Linked DNA regions of Homo sapiens: region 1 is linked to region 2. Evidence: chromatin loops called from intact Hi-C (ENCODE). Cell type or tissue: heart left ventricle. All regions are shown on one strand. Each heading gives the region's core, and the rest is flanking DNA. Links, peaks and the distances in the headings are about the cores only. Region 1 overlaps ZMYM4 (zinc finger MYM-type containing 4). Region 2 has its middle 14 kb from the start of SFPQ.

Region 1 (2,918 bases), core at 163-2,662, 80 kb before region 2:
TATTTGTTCAATGAATGAATCTCTTCTGTACTAATGGTCTATTTGTTCTACTGGAGACAGAGTAACAATAAATCTGAGCAGGAAGGAGACTGAATCTCCTAAAGTGAACTGATATTCCCAATGTTAGTCAGCCAGGACACAAATTATAGGTCATGAAATAAGGTCTTTGGAAGAAAGGAAAAAAATAAGTTAATTCCCCCAGATTTCAACCTGCTTCTGAGTTTCAAAGAAAAGATGCCCTCTGCTCACCATGAGACAACTGAAAGCTCAGCAAGTAGATGCTGCCTATTTCTCCTAGATCAGCCACACATAATACATATATAAATACATACATATTTGTTCTGCAATTCCCTATTATACTAAGTTTTTAATAAAGTCTGTTTTGAAATAATCACAGCCTGGTCTCAGCTGTGCTGGGTGGAATTAGGCAAAGATTCTGTCACCACAGAGGGTGGGGTCACGAGCAGGGCCTCTACCAAAGCTAGCGTGATAGTAGCAAAGACATTCAGAAAGAAACTCTCCCACAAAGAAAAAGTAAATTTCTGATAGGAGTCAGAGCTGTAAGGCAAGCTGCCTTTCGCCACAGGAAAAAACTCTGACCAATAACCACCTTAGAGAACTGGAATAATAAGGGAGCCAACTTGTTACCTCAAAGATAAACATGTTTTCATTTTAGAAGAAAAATCTGTCTCCAATGTGTAAAAATGAATGGGGTAGAGGAAACAGTAAAGAAGGGAGTGCGAAAAGAAGAGTTGTAAAAGCAAGGAAAGTCAAAAGACAAAACATGCAAAATGAGTACCAGAACTAAGGTGGTGGCAGTAGAACATCAAAAATGTTTTTAAAATCATACCTGATGTAGTATTAACAAGACTTAGCAATTAAAACTAAACAGTAAGGGAAAGGGAAGAAACAAAAGATGACTCACAGATTTCTAACTTGGGTGACTAGAAGCCAGTAACTAATAGAGATAATATGTGAAGAATAACAGACTGGGGCTGCAGAGGGCTATGATCTTGCCACTGCATTCCATCCAGGGCAACATAGCAAGACTGTCTCTAAAATAAAAATAAAAATAGGCCGGGAGTGGGGGCTCACGTCTGTAATCCTAGCATTTTGGGAGGCCAAGGCTGGTAGACCGCGAGGTCAGGAGTTCGAGACCAGCCTGACCAACATGGTGAAACCCCATCTCTACTAAAAATACAAAAATTAGCCAGGCATGGTGGCGCATGCCTGTAATCCCAGCTACATGGGAGGCTAAGGCAGGAGAATCGCTTGAACCCGGGAGATGGAGGTTGCAGTGAGCCGAGATTGCGTCACTGCATTCCAGCCTGGGTGACAGAGCAAGACTCCGTCCCCCAAAAAATAAAATAAAATAAAAATAAAAATAAAATAAATAGGAAAAATAACAAGTTGAGAAGGGGAGGGCACTAGGTGTGTGAGCAAGTAATTGGCAGGGAAGAAGGAAGTAGGAGTTCAGTTGTAGACATAGTGAATTTGCAGTATTTGTATGACAGCAAAAACACAAGATTTTTAGTTTTAAAGACAAAAACAGAAGCGAAGAAGTAAAATGGAAATCACATAATGTACTTAATGGGTAGATCCTAAAACTACTACTATAAGCCAGTGGCTGATGCCTGTAATCCCAGCACTTTGGGAGGCCAAGGAAGGAGGATCACTTGAGGCCAGGAGTTCAAGGCCAGCCTGGGTAATATAGCAAGACCCCATCTCTTAAAAAATACTAAGTAAAAAAAAAAAAAAAATTAAGTAAAACCACTATTGTAGAAGAGATTGCTCAAGAAAATACAAGCTGAGGGAATAACACTTATTGAGCACGCAAAAAGAGCAATTCAAGAGGAGAACCATGAGAATGCCATCTCATAAAACAAGGAAAAAGTCGAGGAAGGAAGGGCAACAGAAATAAGAAAGGTCAAATAAAGATCTAAGAAAAGTCAAATAAAATAATCTCTGAAAAGCATCCATTAGATTTGGTGATTATTAGATCATTTCAGTGTTCCTAAAGAGAAGAATTTCAGTGCCAAAACAGAAAGATAAGCTAGGGCCAGGCAGGGTGGTTCACACCTATAATCTTTGGGAGGCAGAGGTGGAGGACTGCTTGAGCCCAGGAGTTCAAGACCAGCCTGGACAACATATGGAGACCCTGTCTCTACAAAAAAAAAAAAAAAAAAAAAAAAAAAAAAAAAAAAAATTATTTAAATAGCCAGGCACAAGGGTATTGTCTGTGGTCCTAGCTGCTCAGGTGGGTGAGGTGGGAGGATTGCTTGAGCCCAGGAGGTCAAGCCTTCAGTGAGCCGTGATCATGCCACTGCATTCCAACCTGGGCAACAGAGTACGATCCTGTCTCTTAAAAAAAAAAAAAAAAAAAATAGGCAGACAGAGGCAGGCAGGCTCAGGAGTGAATGGGAAATAAGCAACTTACACCATCTCATAAAGATTCTAACTTCAAAAAGCTTGTCTGAGTTCAGGCTGTGGTCTCCAGATAACATCTTCCACTGAAAGGTACTGAGGCGTCTTGCAAAACAAGTTAATTCCAGGTCTGAAGTAGCGTATGTATAGATGAGCCTGGTTCTATTTTTTTGGCGGACGGGGAGGAATCTTTCAAGGACTATTGGAGTTAAGTCAAAGGGATACAGGTGTTTCAGTATTTTTTTTTTCTTCTTGACTCTAATGTAAATGAAATTGTTTTCTTAAAATTTCCTTTTGGGATTGTTCTAGTGTACATAAATACAACTGATTTTTGTGTGTTGATGCCATATCCTGCAACTTTGCTGAATTTCTTACTAACTTGCACAGTTTTGTTTTTGGCATAACTTTAAGGGTATTCTACGTATAAGATCATGTCACCTTTAAATAGAGATAGTTTTACTTCTTCCTGTCCAATTTGAATGCTTTTTATTTCC
Region 2 (2,918 bases), core at 171-2,670:
TGAAGAGTGGCAGTAAGCCTGGAGCTAAGTCCTCAGTCTGGGCCTGTCTGGGGGGAAGCAGGTGAGACGAGGCTCTTTTACTGTGTTTACTGCAGTGCCAGTGTCCAACCTGGCTTCCACCACAGTGTCTTATCCCCTTTGTGGTCTGAAGAATATTGAAAGCTAATCCTGCTTGCCCCAAACACTCCCCTGCAGTGCACAGAATGCCTGCCAAAAACCAACCAGACTAGGTGATTTTGCCTGCTTGGCCCTGACCTTCCAGATTGTTTCCTTGTCTTCTCAGGAAATATCACTCATGCCATGCTTCCATTGTGTTCTTCTCTGCTTAAGCAGGTGAGATTATATCTGTCTATCTATCTATCTATATAACATGTATTATTATATATTATATATTATACATATATACATATATATTATACATATACAATACATATATTTTTATATATAATATATGTATTTTTATGTTTTATATATATAGTCTCACCTGCTTAAGCAGAGAAGAACCCAACGGAAGCATGGCATGAGTGATATATATATGTATTGTGTATATATATATATATATATATATATATATATATATATTTTTTTTTTTTTTTTTTTTTTTTTTTTTGAGATGGAGTCTTGCTCTGTCACCCAGGCAGGAGTGCAGTGGCATGATCTCAGCTCATTGCAACCTCCACCTCCTGGGTTCAAGCGATTCTCCCACCTCAGCCTCCTGAGTAGCTGGGATTACAGGCACTCACCATCATGCCCGGCTAATTTGTGTATTTTTGTAGAGACGGGGTTTCACCGTGTTGGCCAGGATGGTCTTGAACTCCTGACATCAGGTGATCCACCTGCCTCAGGCTCCCAAAGTGCTGGGATTACAGGCGCCTGCCACCATGCCCAGCTAATTACAAGTTTATTTTATTTTATTTTATTTTATCTTATTTATTTATTTGGCACAGAGTCTCACTCTGTTGCCCAGGCTGGAGTGCAGTGGCATGATCTTGGCTCACTGCAACCTCTGCCTCCCGGGTTCAAGCAATTCTCCTGCCTCAGCCTTCCGAATAGCTGGGACTACAGGCGTGAGGCACCACACCCGGCCAAAAGTTTATTTTATTTTCTTATTTTATTTTATTTTCTTATTTTATTTTATTTACAGGCATGAGCCACCACACCCAACCAAAATAATTTATTTTAGATTAGCATATAGTTAAAGGCAACATTATACAGTTGTATTTATAAAGCTTTTTTCTTTTCTTTGCCAGACGTGGTGGTTCACGCCTGTTATCCTAGCACTTTGGGAGGCCGAGGTGGTCAGATTGCCCGAGCTCAGGAGCTCGAGACCAGCCTGGGCAACATGGTGAAACCCTGTATCTACTAAAATGCAAAAAAAAAAAAAAAAAAATTAGCCAAACGTGGTGGTGTGTGCCTGTAGTCCCAGCTACTCGGGAGGCTGAGGCAGGAGAATTGCTTGAACCCGGGAGGCAGAGGTTGCAGTGAGCTGAGATGGGGCCACTGCACTCCAGCTTGGCGACAGAGCGAGACTCCGCCTCAAAAAAACAAAAACAAAAACAAAAAAACTTCTTTTTTTATTAGTTTTTTTTTTTTTTGAGACGGAGTCTCGCTCTGTCGTCCAAGCTGGAGTGCAGTGGCATGATCTTGGCTCACTGCAAGCTCCGCCTCCCTGGTTCATGCCATTCTCCTGCTTCAGCCTCCCGAGTAGCTGGAACTACAGGTGCCCGCCACCACGCCTGGCTAATTTTTTGTGTGTTTTTAGTAGAGACGGGGTCTCACCGTGTTAGCCAGGATGGTCTCGATCTCCTGACCTCATGATCCGCCCACCTTGGCTTCCCAAAGTGCTGGTATTACAGGCGTGAGCCACGGCACCTGGCCTTTTTTTTTTTTTTGAACTAGAGTTTTGCTTTATCACCCAGGCTGGAGTGCAGTGGTGCCATCTCAGCTCACTGCAACTTCCGCCTCCCGGGATCAAGCAGTTCTTTTGCCTCAGCCTCCCAAGTCGCTGGGATTACAGGCATGCACCACCACGCCTGGCTAACTCTTGTATTTTTAGTAGAGACGGGGTTTCACCATGTTGGCCAGAATGGTCTTGAACTCCTGACCTCAGTTAATCTGCCCACCTCTGCCTTCCAAAGTGCTAGGATTACAGACGCAAGCCACTGTGCCTGGCCTGTATTTATAAATCTTTAATAACACTCATAAACTGTAATTTTTTACACTTGCCCATTTAATTAGTGATACATGTTTAATTTCAATAAATCATGTAACAAAAACATCTATATATATATTTGTGTGTATGTATATATATGTGTGTGTGTATGTGTGTGTGTGTGTGTGTGTGTATTTTGAGACAGGGTCTCACTGTGTTACCCAGGCTGGAGTGCAGTGGTGTGATCTTGGCTCACTGCAGCCTCAACCTCTTGGGGTCATGTTGATATGGACCAGAGGCAGGGAAATACTGGGTAGAAGAGGGTGGTTCCCCGCAAAAGCCCCACCCACAAGCCTGGGGCTGCAGCCCTAAATAAGAGCTTTACATCTCTCTTTTCCCACCCACACGTTGCTTTTTCCAAAACCACCCTGGCTTGCCATGCCCACCATCCTGTATGCATAAAAACCCCAAACTCCACTGGCAGAGGAGCAGAGTAGCATGGCAGAGAAGGAGAGAAGAGAAGAAGCGTCTGAATGTTGAAGAGACAGCTGGACTATCAGAAAGGAGGTCAGCTGGGGATGGCTGAAATCCAGGGGAAGATTATTTTCCCACTCCACACCCTTTCTAGCTCCCTGTCCCACTGACAGCCACCTCTATCACTCAATGAAACCTCCACATTCACCATCCTTCAAGTCCATGTGGCCAGATTCTTCTTGGGCACCAGAAAAGGACCTGGGTACCAAGAAGGAAAGGTGTAAAAGGCTGT

Evidence for each region. A loop is a pair of places that touch in the nucleus more often than their neighbours do. Peaks named below come from ENCODE experiments on the same cell type or tissue, not always from the same donor. Only the 100,000 strongest peaks of a DNase experiment are listed, where the experiment ranks them.
Region 1: a loop joins it to region 2, with 4 times the contacts of the local background. A loop is called at or near these places in 81 of 110 quality-filtered maps.

Annotation. Positions count from the first base shown.
Region 1 is chr1:35,286,061-35,288,978 of GRCh38, reverse strand. All of the region lies in intron 1 of ZMYM4 (zinc finger MYM-type containing 4), which reads right to left. Among named protein-coding and RNA genes, the nearest start is that of ZMYM4, 19 kb to the right of the region's middle. In heart left ventricle, for the core only: no CTCF peak of the experiment used is centred there; no DNase peak of the experiment used is centred there; H3K27ac peaks cover 325 bases.
Region 2 is chr1:35,205,876-35,208,793 of GRCh38, reverse strand. No RefSeq gene overlaps it. Among named protein-coding and RNA genes, the nearest start is that of SFPQ, 14 kb to the right of the region's middle. In heart left ventricle, for the core only: no CTCF peak of the experiment used is centred there; no DNase peak of the experiment used is centred there.